Regions from separate parts of the Homo sapiens genome. Here region 2 is linked to region 1. Evidence: read pairs that join two places in POLR2A ChIA-PET (ENCODE). Cell type or tissue: endothelial cell of umbilical vein. All regions are shown on one strand. Links, peaks and the distances in the headings refer to the core of each region. The heading gives the core; the rest is flanking DNA.

Region 1 (9,974 bases), core at 1,246-9,245:
ATCTGTGGAATTTTCTACTTTTTGTGGGGAGAGGGGTGAGAAAAGGGATGGGGACAGAGACAAATCCCATAGAAAGAATGGTATCAAGCATTTAAAAAAAGGTCATTATTTTTGTCAATCAGAAAAATTTTGTAAACTCATTACAGAAAACTTGGAAAATATAAAAAAGAGAAAAGGAAAAGAAATTCATATTTTCATTGCCTGAAAAAAATTTCCACTGACATCTAACTTTTTATTTCCTCCCTTTCTTTTTTTAAAAGACATGTTATATATAGCTGGAATTCTACCCAAATCTGTATCATGCTGCTATCAATATATAGAAATTTTCATTAGAAATTCCTTGCCTTCTTCAATAGGAAATGTATATAGAGAAACAGAGTACTGAAAAGCCTTTCTCCCCTTTTTATCTCTAGTGTCACCACTAACACCCAATGTTGTTTCTTTCTTTCCTTTTTTTTTTTTGAGACAGTCTCTCTCTGTTGCCCAGACTGGAGTGCAGTGGCATGATCTCAGCTCACTCTGCCTCCCTGGCTCAAGTGAATCTCCTGCCTCAGCCTCCCAAGTAGCTGGGCTTACAGGCGCACACCACCATGCCCGGCTAATTTTTTTTTAGTTTTAGTACAGATGGGGTTTCACCATGTTGGCCAGGCTGGTCTTGAACTCCTGACCTCAGGTGATCCGCCCGCCTCGGCCTCCCAAAGTGCTGAGATTACAGGTATGAGCCACCGTGCCCAGCTAATTTTTATATTTTTAGTAGAGACGGGTTTCACCATGTTGGCCAGGCTGGTCTTGAACTCCTGACCTCAGGTGATCCACCCACATTGGCCTCGCACAGTGCTGCGATTACAGGCGTGAGATAAGTTCAAGAGATTCTTCTGCCTGAGCCTCCCGAGTAGCTGAGAATACAGGTACATGCCACCACACCTGGCTATGTTTTTTTGTATTTTCAGTAGAGACAGAGTTTCACTATGTTGGCCAGGCTGGTCTCGATCTCCTGGCCTCAAGTGATCCACCCACCTCAGCTTCCCAAAGTGTTGGGATTACAGCCATGAGCCAGTGCACCTGGCCATCTTTTTGTTTTTTAGGCTGCCAGGATCCAATTGAGGATCACACATTGCAGCTGTGATGTCTGTTTGGTTTCCACTAAGTGATCTGTCTAGCCTTGTTTTTCATGATATCTGGCCCTTAGAAGAATCCAGGCCAGCGCTTTTACACGTCTTTCAATGTGGATTTATCTGATTGTTTCCTCATGCTGAGACTCAGGTAAACACTTTGGTAGAAATATTACTGAGGTGATATGGCCCTTTTCAATGCATCACATCAAAAGGCAGTGATTTTGTCCAACAATGATAATAACTTTAATCATTTAATTAGGATAGTATTTACTAGATTTTTACACTCTAAGAGTCTCTTTGTCTTTGCTTTTAATTAGTCATCAGTGGGGAAATACTTTTGAAATTGTGTAAAAATCCTGTTCCCCCAAAGTCTTTACCCAATTATTTAGGTACCCAAGCATGATTGTTGGCTGAATTGATTATTACTGTGTTGACTGAAACTGTGTTTCTATATTTGTTGGCATTCTTCTGTAAATAAAAACTATGTAGGGGCCAGGCACAGTGGTTTACGCCTGTAATCCCAGTACTTTAGGAGGCCTAGATGGGCAGATAGCTTGAGCCCAGGAGTTCAAGACCAGCCTGGCCAACACAGCAAGATCCCATCTCTAAAATTAAAACAAACAACTATATGGAGAAACTTTAGTTAAATTCATGAATCTTTTTTTCTTAAAAAAAAAAAAAAAAATAGCTCTGGGACCGGGCGCGGTGCTTCATGCCTGTAATCCCAGCACTTTGGGAGGCCGAGGCGGGCGGATTACCTGAGGTCAGGAATTCGAGACCAGCCTGGCCAATATGGTGAAACCCCGTCTCTACTAAAAATACAAAAATTAGCCGGGTGTGGTGGCACACGCCTGTAATCCCAGCTACTTGGGGGCTGAGGCAGGAGAATTGCTTGAGCCCGGGAGGCAGAGGTTGCAGTGAGCTGAGATCGTGCCACTGCACTCCAGCTTGGCTGTCAAAAAAAAAAAAAGCTCTGAGATTTAACTCATACTTAGGATGTCACCAGTCAGAGATTTTTTTTTTTTTTTTTTTTTTTAAGACGGAGTCTTGCTCTGTGTCGCCCAGGCTGGAGTGCAGTGGCATGATCTCAGCTCACTGCCACCTCTGGCTCCTGAAATCAAGGAATTATCCTGCCCTGGCTTCCTGAGTAGCTGGGGCTACAGGCACACACCACCATGCCTGGCCAATTTTTATATTTTTAGCAGAGATGGGGTTTCACCAGGTTGGCCAGGCTGGTCTCAAACTCAAGTGATCTTCCCGCCTCAGCCCCACAAAGTGCTGGGATTACAGGGGTCAGCCACCACACCTGGTCAGAGATTCTTTTTTTTTTAATCTCAAATGTAAGTAGAGTACTGTTTTTTGTTGTTGTTGTCGTCGTTGTTTTTTGAGATGGAGTTTTGCTCTTTGCCCAGGCTGGAGCGCAATGGCGCGATCTTGGCTCACTGCAACCTCCGCTTCCCGGGTTCAACCGATTCTCCTGCCTCGGCCTCCCGAGTAGCTGGGATTACAGGCATGCGGCACCATGCCCGGCTAATTTTGTATTTTTAGTAGAGACAGGGTTTCTCCATGTTGGTCATGGCTGGTCTTGAACTCCTGACCTCAGGTGATCTGCCCGCCCTAGCCTCCCAAAGTGCTGGGATTACAGGCATGAGCCACCTTGCTCGGCCTAAGTAGAGTCCTTTTAAAGTTGCATTTTAATGTTCAAATTTATGATCCACCTGGAATTTATTTAGCAAAGGGAAATGAGGTAGGGGAGCCACACTTAAATGGTTTTTTAGATGGTTACTCAGTTATCCAACATTTTTTGAATCAACCATTATTTTTTGAATCAACCATTATTTTCTCCACTTATCTTAAATGATACTTTGAATACGTACTAAATCCTTGGATGTATCTGGGTCTAGGATTACTCTATTCTACCTAGTCATGTTCCAGTATGAAATTGCTTTAAGTGCTATATCTCTTTTTTGTTTTTGAGACAGAGTCTCTGTCGCCCAGGTTGGAGTGCAGTGGTGCGATCTAAGCTTACTGCAACCTCTGCTTCGTGGGCTTACAAAGTCTCCAGCCTTAGCCTCCTGAGAAGCTGGGACTACCGGCATGCACCACCATGCCTGCCCACCCTGGCCTCCGAAAGTGCTGGGATTACCGGCGTGAGCCACTGCACCTATCCAGGTGCTATATTTATTTTTCTTTCTTTTTTTTTTTTGTTTTGTTTTGTTTTTGAGACAGAGTGTTGCTCTGTCACTCAGGCTGGAGTGGAGTGCACTAGTGTGATCTAGGCTTACTGCAACCTCTGCCTCTTGGGTTCAAGCAATTCTTCTGCCCCCAGCCTCTCAAGTAGCTGGGATTACAGACGCCTGCCACCAAGCCCAGCTAATTTTTGTAATTTTAGCAGAGACGGGGTTTCACCATGTTGGCAAGGCTGGTCTGGAACTCCTGACCTCAAGTAATCTGCCCGCCTTAGCCTCCCAAAGTGCTGGGATTACAGGCGTGAGCCACCGCACCCAGCTGTACATATTGATTTTTGTATATTTTCTTATCTTATATAACTTTTTCTTCCTTTTTTAGAGACAAGGAATTGCTCTGCCACCCAGGTTGGAGTGCAGTGGTGCAATCATAGCTCACTGTAACCTTGAATTCCTGGACTATGTATGGGAGCAATGGTAGAACCCAAGAGCACGAATTAACCCAGGGATTGTATCCCAAGGAATCTAGAAGCGGAGGATCAGTATGAACAGAGTGAGGAACGGGGGACAAAACTCCTCTTCAGCCAGGAACTACTGCTGTAGAAACTGACAGAACAATTCAGGGTCAGGAGCTGTCCTAGAGAGAGTGTTCCGGAGACTGCTTCCTGATGGTGCCACAGAAGTGCCTGATAGTTCTGTCCTTTTTTTTTTTAAGTTGAGATAAAGTTAACATAATATAAAATTCACAAGGCTGGGCATGGTGGCTCACGCCTGTAATCCCAGCACTTTGGGAGGCCAAAGTGGCTGAATTGCTTGAGATGAGGAGTTCGAGACCAGCCTGGCCATCCTGGTGAAACCCCGTGTCTACTAAAAATACAAAAATTGGCAGGGCATGGTGGTGCACACCTGTAATCCCAGCTACTCGGGAGGCTAAGGCAGGAGGATTACTTGAACCTCAGAGGCTGAGGTTGCAGTGAGCCGAGATTGTGCCACTTGTACTCCAGCCTGGATAACAGAACGAGACCCTGTATCAAAAAATAAAATAAAATAAATAAATATATATATACACATGTATAATTCACCATTTTAACTGTTATAAAGTGTACATGCCAGTGATTTTTAGTATATTCACAACAATGTGAAACCATCACCACTATATACTTCAAGAACGTTTCCATCACCTGAAAAAGAAACCCTGTACCTATTCAGCAGTCACTCCCGTTTCCTCTCCCTGCAGACCTCGGCAACCATTAATCTACTTTCTGCCTCTATAGATTTTCCTATTTCAGACACATCATATAAACAGAATCATACAATATCTGGCCTTGTGCGCCTGACTTCTTAGTGGAATGTTTTTAAGGTTTATCCATGTTTTAAGTATATATCAGTATTTTGTTTCATTCTTTTTTGTGGCCGAATAGTAGTATCAATTCTTGAATATACGATAGACATCCATCTCTAAATTCCACTGGCACAGCAAAAAGCAAGAACTATACTCAGTTCTGGTTGGTATGGGTGCTCCCTGAGAAATGGAATGAAGCTGACAATGTCTTCATGATACTATTCACAGTTTTAATTATGATGATCCCAGATCAAGGTCTTTGGTTGTAAATTTACAGCAAATTCAGTGAGTAACTAGGGAATATAAAAATCTTGCTTTTAAACATCAGGAACCAATTAAGCAACATGATGCACAGAAAACCTTAATTAACAAAGCCAGGGAAATACTGGCCCAAGTTCAGAAAGGAGACTGGCAGGAACAGGCAGGAAAAGAAACAAATCATTCTGAATGAGACTGTTCCTGCCTGAGACCCTGTTAAAATTACTAGGTGGCTTTAGAGTTTCATGAAGCTGAAAAGACGTGCTGCTTATCCCCAGGACCGATCAATCCAGCAGTCATTCAAATGCCTGTGTGGCAGAGTGGGTTTCTCCTGTTCACAAGTTCCCACGGGAAAGGCCAATCTGCCTGGCCCCATGTATCCATTAAACAAACTAAGGGTGTAGCCTGTATCCGTGAGATAAGTGCTGTGTGCTTTCAGAGGGCCAACATTTAGGTGTCTAACACAGTTTCTTACTAAGTCAACAGGAAGATGATAAAGGCAGCAAAAATCTGAGGACAGAGCAGTGTCCTGATGAAGTGTGACATCTGCTGGCTGACCAAGAAAAAAAAGAAATATTCTTGGTCTTCAACTATTCTAAGACTTCACATCAGAAAACGCAAAATAAAATAACAAGATGCCATTTTTTGACCCTCAAATTAGCAAATGACTCCCTGTCCCCATCATAACACCATGCTGAGGAAGATTCTAGGGAACCAGAATAAAGGTGGTAAATTGGTACCACTTTTTTGCAGGATAATTAGGCTTTGCTATTAAAAAAAAAGAGAGAGAGAATTTCTCTGTGTTTTGACCAGCAGATGGAAAGAAAAAAGACAAACCACATTAAAATGTCATATTCCCTTTAAGTCAGTAATTTCACTGCTAAGTTTATCTTAATGAAGTTATCACAGATGTGTGCCAAGATTTAGCTACAAATACGTCTGTCATGGACTGGGTTATAACAGCAAGAAACGAGAAACAATGTAACATTCAAAAATAGAGTAATAGTTTAAATTAGGATATATCCATACATTCAAACATATTTTGCTATATACCTACAGGAAATAAGGTACACCATCTATTGTTCAAAATAAGAATACATAAGTATTGCTGTTTAAAAAGGAAAAAAAGTCCCTCAAAAAATATATACCATGTTGTGAATAAGGTGATCTCGGAAGAAGTACAGTTATGGCAGGCCTTTCATTTTCTACCTAGTTCTTTCTGTGTTGAAAACAAAATAGGCAGAGCCCAGTGGCTCACGCCTGTAATCCCAGCACTTTGGGAGGCCAAGACGGGTGGATCACGAGGTCAGGAGATCGAGACCATCCTGGCTAACATGGTGAAACCCCATCTCTACTAAAAATACAAGAAATTAGCTGGGCATGGTGGCGGGCGCCTGTAGTCCCAGCTACTCAGGACGCTGAGGCAGGAGAATGGCGTGAACCCAGGAGGCGGAGCTTGCAGTGAGGTGAGATCCCACTACTGCACTCCAGCGTGGGCAACAGAGCGAAACTCCATCTCAAAAAAAAAAAAAAAAAAAAAGAAAGAAAGAAAAGAAAAAGAAACAAAATAAACTGACTTTTTTTTTTTAATCAGAAACAAAATTCACAGAGCCAGCTAGAAATCACAGGAGGTGACTAGGTATTTTAGATACCAAAAACAAGGCAAAAACCTTCTGTTGTGACCTCTATCCACAGAGGATGAGAAAGCCTGAGCCTTCAAACCCCTGTCCCCCTACCCCCATTCTTCTGAGTTTCTGGGGAGTCCCTGGTCCATTACCCACAAAGGTTATTTCAAATCTCCACTCTCTTTCAAGCTCCCTTACCCACTCCTGCCCCTTCACTCTGAGCAAATGACTCCACATTCTATATGCCACAGCGAGAAAATGAAACCAGGCCACCAGATAGGAACACCATCATCTTCATGTATTTACTCCTGCTCTCTTTCAAATGCTTCAATATTTGTACACACCACCAGTAAAAGCAATGGTGAGATGACTGCTTTTATGACATCATGCCACTGTCTCAAGGTCAAGGAAGAAAAAGAACTGGAATAAACATTACGATACAACCGGTTCAACAACTACATTATTTCAGGGGAATCAGAAAAGTAGTGGGAAAGAAGCCCAATTGTAGGGGATTATGGGGTAAAGAGGAGATACCACCATAAATTCTTTATAAAAAGATGAGGAAATTCAAAATAAATATATGGGCTGGGCGTGGTGGCTGATGCCTGTAATCCCAACACTGTGGGATGCTGAGGTGGGTGGATCACCTGAGGTCAGGAGTTCAAGACCAGCCTGGCCAACATGGCGAAACTCCATCTCTACTTAAAATATAAAAATTAGCCAGGTGCACTGGTGTATGCCTGTAATCCCAGCTACTTGGGAGGCTGAGGCAGGAGAATCACTTGAACCAGGGAGGTGGAAGTTGCAGTAAGCCAAGATCCCACCATTGCACTCTAGCCTGGGTGACACAGCAAGACTAAAAAAAAAAAAAAAAAATCCGAGAAACCAAAATAAATACATGTATTTAAGTAGAGGTAGCAAACATAGCGTACTTTATTTTTAATTGCAGTATGACTGACATACACTGTACACATTTAAAATGTACAAGTTTTGACATGTGTATAAGCCCATGAAACCATTACCATATTAAAGACAATGCATCCATCACCCCCAGAAGTTTCCTTGCCCCTATGTTATTTCTCTCTCCCACCATTCCTTGCCTCTGGAGGTATACTAATAAGACAGCCTAAATGTGTCTGACACAGTACAGCTATTAAATTCATCCTTTCTCTTTTACCTTCACTGTGACTAACTGGGTTCAGACCCTTATTCTCCCTCCCCAGAATACGTCAATAGCCCTGGTCTCTAGTTTTGCATGTCTTGCTCCACCGGCGATCCATAATCCAGCCTCTATACACCAATCCCCATTTAGATTAAGGTTGAGGCAAAGACCCTCAACCTGACCTAACAGGCCCTTCAGGATCTACATCCTGCCTAACTCCTAGATCCTTATTTCTCGCTATGCTCCTCAAAAACTAAAGTACATGCCAGGTACCAAATATGCTTTCCAACGTCTTTTCTTAACCTGCTTTTTTGGTTTGGAAAAAACAATCCTAAATCCTACCCAGCCCCAGGAAATCTCTACTCATCCTTCTAGAATCTAGACCAGTGGTTCCCAATCGGGGGCAATTCTGGCCTCAGGGAATATCTGACAATGCCTAGAGACATTCTTTGCTATCATAACTGGGCAAGGAGTTGCTACTGCTACATAGTGGGTAGAGACTAGGGATGCTGCAAAACATCCTGCAACGCACAGGACAGTCCCTACAACAAAGAATTATCCAGCCCCGAAGGGCAACAGTGGAGAGGTTGAGAAGCCTTGAACTAAATTAAAACTCAGCATCCCATTTTCTATGAAAGCTTTCCTGTGTTCCCTCCACATCAACTCCCATGCTTGTTGACAGGCATACATTAACATCCAAAGTATATCTCTATTTCAGTATTTATCTCACTGCAGGAGAAGTTCTGATTTACATGTCCGTCTATTCCACTAATTATAATTGCTTCAAAAACACAGACTATTGCTTTTATCTGTAGCTCTCGGGTGTACAACAAAACAGCATGTTCACTATGTTGTAATTTTAAATAACATATTTAACAATGAATGAACAAAAGAGAGAAAGAAGCATTATTCTCTTGGCTTTACCAAAAAAATCTTTAAAAATTACACAAATAATACACGTTTCATAGATAAGAAGAAGAAAAAAACAGAATGAAAAGTAATTTTTAAATAGGCAGAAGCACCATCTAAAGCTGAGAGAGAAACCCCCAAAGTAAATTTGAGAATTCTGAAAAGCAGTGCCAGGATATTTACAGTATAAATCCTGTTACGTGCTCTCTACTTACTTGAGAACAGCAATTTCTTGAACTGTTATAGCCCTTTTATCTTTGGTTCCCATGTAGGAGAATATATTTGGCTTGACTCTGGTAAGAGAGAAACAAGATCATCTGAAGTCACATACTGTAATATTATAAGGAAATCCTAATTCTCATAATTTAAGTTTTAATATAAACATACTTACAATCATAACACAGTAAGAGAAGAATGAGGAGAAACTTTATTTTAACATGAATCCAGGGAGGCTGGGCGCAGTGGCTCATGGTCTGTAATCCCAGCACTTGGGAGGCCAAGACAGGTGGATCACCTGAGGTCAGGAGTTCAAGACCAGCCTAACCAATATGGTGAAACCCCATCTGTACTAAAAATACAAAAATTAGCTGGGCGTGGTAGTGTGTGACTGTAGTCCCAGCTACTTGGAAGGCTGAGACAGGGGAATTGCTTGAACTCAGGAGGCTGAGGTTGCAGTGAGCTGAGACCACTCTGCTGCACTCCAGCCTGGGCCACAGAGACTCCGTCTCAAAAAAAAAAAAAAAAAAATCTACTAAAACAACATAAATTCATATGCAAGCTAGAAAAGTAAATGATAGCCAGGTGTGGTGGCATGCACCTACAGTCCCAGTTACTGGGGAGGCCTGAGGCAGGAGGACTGTCTGCGCTCAGGAGTTGGAGGCTACAGTGCGCTATGATGGTGCCTGTGAACAGCCACTGCACACTACACTCCTGCCTGGGTGACGTAGTAAGACCTGCTCTCTTTAAAAAAAAACAAAAAAGGTAAATGATGGCCAAATAATTCTTCGCTTTTTTTTTTGAGACGGAGTCTCTCTCTGTCACCCAGGCTGGAGTGCAGCGGCACAATCTTGGCTCACTGCAACCTCTGCCTCCTGGGTTCAAGCAATTCTCCTGCTTCAGCCTCCCAAGTAGCTGGGATTACAGGCATGCACCACCACATCTGGCTGATTTTTTGTATTTTTTTTTTTTTTTTTTTTTTTGAGACAGAGTCTCGCTCTGTCGCCCAGGCTGGAGTGCAGTGGCGGGATCTCGGCTCACTGCAAGCTCCGCCTCCCGGGTTCACGCCATTCTCCTGCCTCAGCCTCCCAAGTAGCTGGGACTACAGGCGCCCGCCACTACGCCCGGCTAATTTTTTGTATTTTTAGTAGAGACGGGGTT
Region 2 (9,974 bases), core at 854-8,853, 610 kb after region 1:
CTGGGCGACAAAGCGAGACCTTGTCTCAAAAAGTAAATATATAAATAAAGAAGTAAAAATAAAAAATAAGACAGTGACCTCTGGGACATAGTTTGTGAACCCATGATATAATTAAACTCAATAAGTTTTGTAGAAGTATAAAGTGGGCCTTTAGAGAAAGAAAAAAAGTAAGAAGCAGAAAGAGTTATGAGACTATGTTGTGATAAGTAATTCTTCAAATTAAAAGAATTTCGACTTAATTTTTTTGCTATTTGTAACCTGATGTGCTTTATTACATATCTGAGTTTTTTCCAAGTTAAAATAGATTTAAAAAAGAAATAAACTTTCCTTATAGTGCAAATAGGCTAAAAAAAATTGAGTTAAACTTAATGGGAGAAAGCTCAACCTCGTGGCAAACACAGGCTAAAATATGCTGAACTGGCTTACACCAAGAATTTTTATTTCCAGTATAAGAAAATCTATATTTAGCTTATACAAATTATTTTTGTATTTAAAAAATAAAGTGATTACTTACTATCATAGGAAGTTTACGACTATCCAGATACAGACTCGTGTAGCCAACATAAAGCAGAAGGGCAGCAATGCAGTACAGGAACACAAAGACTGCAAAGGTAACATAGAATTGTGCAGAAGAAGAGTAATCGCCTATGAGGACGTAATCTTTCCAATTTACATCACATATGTTTACACCTGGAGGTGGCTGAAATGATGCCTCATTCAACCTATTAAAATAAATGTATGAATTATTGGACTTTCCCAACAGAGACAGAAACATTTAAGCAAAACAATGAGTGACACTTCAAAAAATACTCCCCAAATATATTAAAAACATTCCTTTGGGGAAAAAAGTAAAATTCAAATATTATATTTAAGTAAACTGAAATTTTCATAATAAATGTATATGTTATACCTGGTATTAGTTTATGATACATTGAATATAGACTGAATTAAATACTTTCATACCCAGATACTATCTTCCTGCAGTAAACAATTAGGTAGGAGAGATTATACCAAATGGTTTATACTTTGAGACATCATATTTCATTCTGTGTGGCAGAGTATGTGTGACTAGCCCCAAGAGAGCCAATCACAACAATGATTCACATTTTTAACCCTGGATCAATAGTTGCTAACAATAAATATTGCCTTTCATTTTTCCCAACCATAAATTGTAAAAAACTTGTCACTAAAGATGCTGTAACAGTCCCTTATGTGAGAAGTGTCTAGGAGAAAGGATACAAGATAGAGAGGCTTTGATGATTAACCACTTATTATCTGACTTATCTTTAATATGGGGATTTTATTTAATCATCAAAACAGCCTTACAAGATAATACTTCCAATTACTGGACCAAAAAATTGAGTCTTGGGTGAAGTAAGTAAAATTAGTAAGTGAAAGAAGATTCCCACCCTGGCTTAAACACAGGACATATTCAATAAACTTTTCAATGGATACTGATGTCAAACAAGACTTCACAGATGAAATACTCATTTTACTTTAAGAAAGTGTGGCTTTATGCTAATGAATGAAATATGGAATCTCTTTATATACATATGTCTTAAAACTATATAAAGACATTAATATTCAGCAATTACAAAAAACACTGAGAATCTGGATTTTTCTAAGTTATGTTTCCTTCTACATTAGGGCTTCTTATACTAAGGTGATAGAACAATCTCTAGTTTGCTTTATTTTTACATTTCCAATCCTCTGTTAGAATAAAATTATCAAGGCAACATCACATTGTTATAAAAGTTTCTAAATGCTTACTCTCACTTTCTGTACTATTTTGTCACAGATCAGGAGATGTTTTTAGACAGGCATGGGTCTGTGTACCACAGTTTGGGAGGTAATGATCACTTACAAATGAGCATACAGTCTAAAATTTTCTACCCCCCACAATCAATAAATTGCTGGAAATCTTAATGACTCACTGTGAAAGTAAAAAGAGTTGTGAAACCATTAAAATAAATATAACTCACCTGAATGGATAACCAAAAGTAGCTGTAACAGTTTTATTCTCAGTAACTGCAGGAGGACAATTCACTTGAATTTCTGTTTGGCCCTTAAAACCTCCACAGGTGGCAAAAGCAAAGATAGAAGCAATCTACACAAAGTAAGATGAAAAAAGACAAAAGAAAAAAAAGATAAGCAATACTACAACCAAAACAAGGGTCACTAAAACTGTAAGCACACTGATTATTAAAAATTGGCTAACATTCTAGAAATTCTTTTTTTGAGACAGGGTTTCTGTCGCCCAGACTGGAGTACACTGGCACGATCAGGGCTCACTGCAGCCTTGGCCTCCCAGGCTCAAGTGATCCTCCCACCTCAGTCCCCCAAGCAGCTGGATCACAGGTGTGCATCACCACACCTGGCTAATTTTTCTTTGAATTTTAGTAGAGATGAGGCCTCGCTATGTTGCTCAGATTGGGCTTGAACTCCTGAACTCAAGCAATCCTCCCATCTTGGCCTCCCAAAATGCTGGGATTACAGGTGTGAGTCACTGTGCCCAGCCCCCACTACCCTTTTTTAAAGAGATGAGTCTCACTCTGTTGTATAGACTCAAGTGTAGTGGCACAATCATAGCTTACTGCAGCCCTGAACTCTCAAGTGATCCTCCCAAGTAGCTGGGACTAAGGAGTGTGCCACCATGCCTGGCTACATTCTAGAAATTCTTAAACACAAACTAAGATGGTGAAAGACATTAAAACATTCATTTGCAAACCTCGACAAATGTGATTTTATTTTCCCCGGAGTATAATATAGAAATAAATGTACCAGCCCATATGACAATTCATTTGCTCATACTTTAGTGTATCCACTAAGTATTAGTATGAAATATAGAGGGAGACTCATTTATTAGTATAAAATCAAAAGGGGTGAATTGGAGGTATTTTTATTTGGAACACAAGTTACCAGTAATTTGTAAAGCCAAGAGGTTGTCAGCAGAGAAGAGACACTATTTCATGAGCCTGTTAAACCTCCCTTGTGGGTATTTCCAGGTCTCAAAAAGTTGTTGGAAACTTATTTTCCTAATCATGTATATGCTTAAAAAAATGAATGGTGTTCTCTCAAATACCATCTAAAACACAAAAAACCTAGAAGCAACCTAAATGTTGACAGGGAATCAAACTATAATTCATCCATTCATTCATTCATGCAATGAAACATTATATAGCTGTTGGAAATTAACAACATAGAATGTTGGAGATTAACAACATAGAAAGTGTTCATTACATACAAAGTAGATTTAAACAACAAAAACTAGAAAGGTTATGCATCAAAATTTTAACACTGGTCACCTCTCAAAGGAAGATAAATAATTCCTTTTTATTTTTGTACTTGTGAATTTTCTACAAAACAACACAAGTAAGCAAAAAATTCCAGATGCGCTGTTAAAGTCCAGGAGCTCAATCTTTCAGCAAGTGGTGATGGCTCTATTTTCAAAATACATTTGCAATCTGACCACTTGTACTGCCTCCTGATCTGAACTACCATCACCTTTTGCCTGAATTTTGCACTAACAGCCTTCTAAATGATCTCTCTGCTTCTGCCCTTGCCCCAGCTTCAGTCTGTTATCAACACAACAGCCAAGACAATCTTTTAAAAATGTAAGGCAGAAAATGTTATCCTTTGCTCAAAACCCTCCAATGGCTTTTGAGCTCTCTATGAATAAAAACCAAAGTTCATATAAAGGCCTGCAAGATCCTTTCTTCCCTTATATTTCTGACCTCATGTTGCTACTTTTTCCTTTACCTAATCTGTATACACAAACTGCTTTCCATGCGATACCTTTAATGACACGGGATAAACTCTTCCTTCAGGACCTTTGCACTGGCTATTTCCTCTGCCTGGAATACATGCTTCACTCCCTCACTTCCATAGCTTCCTGTTCCAGTATGACCTTCTCAGAGAGACCTTCCCCTCACCACACTATATCAAATAACAGCACTCCTACCCCGCACTACCTATTCCCTCTACTCTATTTCTGCTCTGTTCTAATTACCACTGCTTGACACAGTACTTAATTTGTCTGTCTTTCCCTAGAATAGAAACTTGAAGAGGTCAGGGGCTTCGTTTTGTTCAAGGTCACACACACTCAGCAACTGGTAGTAGATAATATTCAATGCAGATTTGATATCAAATATTCACTGTGGAACACTTGACATAATGCTTCCCATGGATTATTCCAGGGCCTTGAATCTTGTAGGCCATAATCCACATTATAGTAATTGTCAAGGGTTTGTTTTTTCCCATCCGCCCCCCCCCCCCCCCCCCCCCCCCCCCCCACAAAAAAGATACATGAAAAGAATCTGGTTACAGATAGGAAGAGTCTGAGGTAATGTCCAGCACATAGTTTGGGGTCTTAACTGTTAAGAGGTGATCCCCAGTTTTTACAGGATTTCAAAATATGTAAAAGTAACTTTCCTTGGAAAATGTGTCATGAAATCATTTTTCATTATTTGTACTAAATAATGTTTTATGTTAAAAAAGAAGGTAAAGATGGAAGAATCAATACTCTCTCAGAATAAATATGCATGAATACACAGAGTGAAAAGGCCAGAAAATGAGTCCTGAGCATATACCCACGTTTAAATTAAAAAAAAAAAAAAAGAAAAGAAATGAGATACACAAATTGAACCAATGGAGCAGAATAAAAAGGCCAGGAATAGACTAGTGTGTATAAGACAAATTGTATCTAACAGAGTTGATTTGTAGATCACGGAGGAAAGGAATGTGGTGGTTTTAAAGATATGCCCACAAACTCTTTGATACAACTCCCATCAAGAGATGGAGCCTGATTTCCCTTCCCTTGAGTGTCAACTAAATGTAGTGACTTGCTTCTACAGAATAGAATATGGTACTGTAGAAGAAATGGGATGTCTTTTCTGAGACTCAGTTATAAAAAGATTACAACTTTTTTTTTTTTTTGAGACACAGTCTCGCTCTGTCACCCAGGCTGGAGTGCAATGGTGCAATCTTGGCTCACTGCAACCTCCACCTCCCAGATTCAAGGAATTCTCCTTCCTCAGCCTCCTGAGTAGCAGGGGTAATTACAGGTGCCTGCCACCATGCCCGGCTAATTTTTGTATTTTCGGTAGAGACGGGGTTTCACCATGTTGGTAAGGCCAGTCTCGAGCTCCTGACCTCCGGTGATCCACCCGCCTTGGCCTCCCAAAGTGCTGGGATTACAGGCTTGAACCACAACGCCCGGCCAAAGATTGCAACTTCTGTCTTCCTTTCTCACTCTCTCGAACTTTCTCATTCTCCGGGGGAAGCCAGTGGCCATGTTGGGAGGATACTCAGGCAACTTTTATAAACTCACATGGTGTGGAATTGAGGACTGCCAGTAACCACATGACTGAGCTTGGAAGGGGATCCTCTGAGGTTTGTCAACAGTCATGAGAATAAGCTGGAGGCCTTGAGATAACAGCAACCCCAGCCAACAGCTTGACTGCAACCTTATGGGAGACCCTATGCCCAAACCACATAGCTAAGCTGCTCCCAGATTCCTGACCCACAGAAGAATGGGTGAGGTTTATTATCTCACTTAATAAAAGTCAACAGACCTTTGTTTTAAACTGCTAAGCTCGGCGTAATTTGTTATACAGCAATAGATAACTAATACAAGGAAGAGCTGTTCAGTAAATGGTCCAGATGAGCTGCACACAAAAGTAAAAAGTCTTTAAAAAATGTGAAGACAATATAAAAGAAAACCTGTGACCACATGAAAAGGGAGAATTTAAGATTTTTTTTTGTAAAAAAGAACCATAAAAGATTGTTAAATTCAACTACAGAAAAAAAATCTTAATCAAGTCAGCTGTTGAATGTAAAACAAGCTACCAATTAGATGAACATATTTATAATAAACATAATGTCACAAAGGATTTACTAGTATATAGATCTAAGAGAAACCCTTGCTCACACGTACTAAGAGACATATAAGAATGTTCATGAAAAATGGGGAGGGGAAAAGCAACAGGGAAATGGATAAAATACCATAGTATATTCTTACACTGGGAAGTTATACGGCAAAAAAGATATAAGAATTACAACTGCCTACATCAACATAGATGAATCATAGAAATCCAATGCTGAGTTAAAACAAAAACAAAATAAAAACCATGTTGCATATGACTACCTAGACTATAAAACCATTTTTTAAAAAGCTCTGTTTACCTGCCTACATTACACCTGCCACTATTTTTGTTCAGGCCCTCACCATTTTTCATTGGGACTAACCCAGCAGACTCTTTCTCACATTTCCAATTTCATTCCAATTGATACTCATCTTCTATAATGTGGGCACTATAGCTGCAGTACCCAGTAATGCTACTTGTGAGTCTTGAACACTTTACATGTCACTAATCTAAATTGATATATACTCCAACTGCAAAATACACACTAGATTTTGAAGATTTACTATGAAAAAGATGTGAAATACTTCATTAATTTTTATATTGACGACTTGTTCAAACAATAATCTGGATAGATTGGGTTAAGTAAAATATATTGTTAAAATTAATTTCACCTGTTTCCTCTTATTTTAGTGTGGTTAATAGAACACTGAAAATTACTATGTGGTTTGCATTTTTGCTTCCCATTGTATTTTTTTGTACTGGACAGAGCTAGTTTAGAATGATGCCAAACTGATCTGAAATAAAAATCTGATCATGTCCTTCCCATTTAAAGGAATTTCCTCAATTGTTTTTCAACCTAAATTAAACAAAAAATGCTCCAACTTCTTAATTTGGCATAAAAGGCATGGCTGATCGATCCTCAACTTTATCTTTCTAGATAGATTTATCTGCAGTCTATTCACTGCCAGGTACTGTATGATTCTGTCACATTATACTGCTTACTGTTCCTGAAACATACCATGTATTTATGTCTTAAATGTATATGCTTCTTCTTCTGGGAATGCCCTGTCTCTGATTAGCTCATCTTTTAAGGCCCTACCCAATTCCCTGTGGTAGAACTCATGATTCTTCTCTTGAGCTATCATAGACATTAACTCTATTATATATGAACTCTACTATAGGCATTTTTCTTGTGTAACTTGCTTTCTAAAAAATAAAATGGGGCCGGGTGCAGTGGCTTATGCCTGTAATTCCAACACTTTGGGAGGCCGTGGCAGGAGGATTGTTTGAGCCCAGAAGTTCAATACCAGCTTGGGCAACACAGTGAGACCCTGTCTTAAAAATAAAATAAAATAAAAAAATTAAATGGAAAAATGAATTTCCTAATATAACAAGTAGCAAATAAATGGCATACTGCACTACAGCTTGTTGCTTTCAAGACTATCACTTCTACTGCTCCTTTGCCAGACTGTCATGTCTTTGCACCTGGTTTTGTTTAGGATTTTCAGTGACTAGCAGAAAACCTGGCACATAGCAGATGCTCACTAAATAACTACTTAATTAAGGAAAAAATAATTTCCAATAACTTATAAATAAAACCATATTTTGAATCTTACATAATTATTATTTTAAAGCTTTTTGTTATAAGGATAGATAAATATCATGACAGCAATTCTGGTCTTTATCTTATAGAAAGAAGGGACAAAAGCACATATTTTATATTAAACAAAGTACAAAATTATGAGGGCAAAATATCCAACTATCTCACTTCTCCCTATATTCTACTGCTATTTTGATCTAGACTGGAAGTTATATACTGGCAGCCTGTTGGTAAAACCCGGCCTGCAAATATATTTGTGTGGCCTTTCCAGTATTACAAAAAAATGTGAATTTGTTGTCATTGTTTTAATATCAGGGTATTACACATAAAAATTTGGATTTCCTGCTTTTCCTGAGTGTGTATGGGAAAGCTGAAGAATGGCAACATCAGACCTACATTCTCATAAAGCAACAATCAGAGAGAACTGAGTGACAGATGTCACTTATGGCAGAGTATGTGCTTTCCAGGTTATCCGCTTCTCCATTGTCTTAACAGCCCTCAGGATGTGTGTTAGTTGCCAGTAAGTAATCAATGACATACTATTCTTTTTCTTCCAAACATCTTGCTTCACTCATTTACTTTAGAGGGTGGTTCCTATGACCATTTCAGTTTCCAACCCTAGTCTAAAATGAAGGAGTACTGGTGTTCTGATTTATATTTTCTGGCCACTTTTGAAACTTATTTTCCCATATACTCCTACCCCATGAAGAATGACTGAAACTACTGACATGGAATTCTATCTGCACAGTGACTAGTAAGAATCCAGGGGCGGGGTGACAGCAAGCTTCTGTTTAGTCAGAAAAGTTACATGTTCACATACAGCCCCAAGTATCCAGAGAAACAGTCCCACTTACTTCTCTGCCCACCAGACCCATACTAGATGACCACCATGGCAGATCTTATTCAGAGAATTGTAACCTCAGGGTGAATAGTACAGCCTGGTTTTCCAGAGCACTAGTCTCCAAAGTAGACTGGAGTACCAGAAGAAAATATGTAAACTTCTATTTAGATCTACTTTCAGACTTAAATAAGGAATTGAAGCTTTATTGCAATTAATATACCACTGAAACCCATGCTGGGCATGCACATCAGAAGGTCACATGTCAGTACAGCATGCTGGGTATCCTGAAGGTAAGGGGAATCTCATACATGGAAGGACAGACAGTGATAACCTCATCTATTCTTTCACTTTTAGTGTTCATGCATTACAATGTGAGTGGGCCTGGATTTATGGAATAATTTGTCTAGTTTTAACCAAATCAACCTTCACAAAATTGACCCATGGCTTTAAAATGTCTTCAAAGAAATAGATTGGTAACACACACACTCATGTATAAAAGAGAAAATGGAAGCATTCATACTACTCTATGATTACAATCAACAGCCATATTACAAGGTAAAAACAGACTACTTAATCAGATCACAAGACGGTGGCACAACAATAAAAAATTATCAGAATAGTATCTGAAGCAAGGATTTAAAAATATAAACAAAATTTGCACTGAGTATATAATATACCTTAAGATACTAACTGACATAGTAAAACATGCATCTTAAGTTGTAGATGCATATTGTGGCTCTGTCCATAAAATTTTGCACTAATAGGAGTGCAAAAAAGACTCTGGAGGCTGGGCACAGTGGCTCATGCCTGTAATCCCAGCACTTTGGGAGGCTGAGCCGGGTGGATCACCTGAGGTCAGGTGTTCGAAACCAGCCTGGCCAACATGGTGAAACCCCATCTCTACTAAAAATATCAAAAAAAATTAGCTGGGTGTGGTGGTGGGCACCTGTAATCCCAGCTACTTGGGAGGCTGAGGCAGGAGAATTGCTTGAACCTGGGAGGCGGAAGTTGCAGTGAGCCGAGATCATGCCACTGCACTCCAGCCTGGGCGACAGAGTAAGACTCTGTCTCAAAAAAAAAAAAGACTCTGGAGGCTGGGTGCAGTGGTTCATCTCAGCATTTTGGGAGGCCAAGGCAGGTGATCGTTTGAGCCCAGGGGTTCGAGACTGGCCTGGGTGACATGGTGGGACTCTGTCTCTATAAAAAATTATAGAAGTAGCTGGGGGTGGTGGTGTGTACCTGCAGTCCCAGCTACCCAGTAGACTGAAGTGAGAGAAAAGCTTGAGCCTGGGGAAGTCAAGGCTGCAATTAGTTGTGATCGTGCCACTGCACTCCAGCCTGGGTGACAAGAGTGAGACCCTGTCTCAAAAAATAAATAAATAAAATTTAAAAAGAGTTTGGAGCCTTAACTTCTATTGCTAGACCATGCTAATTCTGAGGATTCTACTGGAGAATACTAGTATTCACCTGGTTTATGAGTGTTGTTTACACGTTTCTAGTTGCAGGATCTTCATTGCTATTTAATTTCATCATTAATCTGAAATCATCTATTTAAATTTCTTTCTGTCCAAGGTTTAGTTTATCAAAGTGATAACTGAAATCTTCAAAAATAGATATAAAAGTATATTATGTATGAGTGTTTACATGCAAAAGAAATGTATGCTGGTTT

What was found. ChIA-PET counts read pairs that join two places held together with the same protein. Peaks named below come from ENCODE experiments on the same cell type or tissue, not always from the same donor. Only the 100,000 strongest peaks of a DNase experiment are listed, where the experiment ranks them.
Region 2: POLR2A ChIA-PET joins it to region 1 with 8 read pairs; 3 of 35 experiments call an interaction of 5 or more read pairs at or near these places.

Annotation. Positions count from the first base shown.
Region 1 is chr7:105,482,728-105,492,701 of GRCh38, forward strand. It overlaps PUS7 (pseudouridine synthase 7), which reads right to left. Exons shown (of 16, transcript NM_019042.5): 7 at 8,813-8,890. Among named protein-coding and RNA genes, the nearest start is that of PUS7, 35 kb to the right of the region's middle. In endothelial cell of umbilical vein, for the core only: CTCF peaks have their summits at 5,441 (motif pointing left) and 5,643; a DNase peak (open chromatin) is centred at 5,294; H3K27ac peaks cover 3,914 bases.
Region 2 is chr7:106,097,176-106,107,149 of GRCh38, forward strand. It overlaps SYPL1 (synaptophysin like 1), which reads right to left. Exons shown (of 5, transcript NM_182715.4): 2 at 1,983-2,107; 3 at 515-722. Among named protein-coding and RNA genes, the nearest start is that of SYPL1, 10 kb to the right of the region's middle. In endothelial cell of umbilical vein, for the core only: no CTCF peak of the experiment used is centred there; DNase peaks (open chromatin) are centred at 3,886 and 7,936.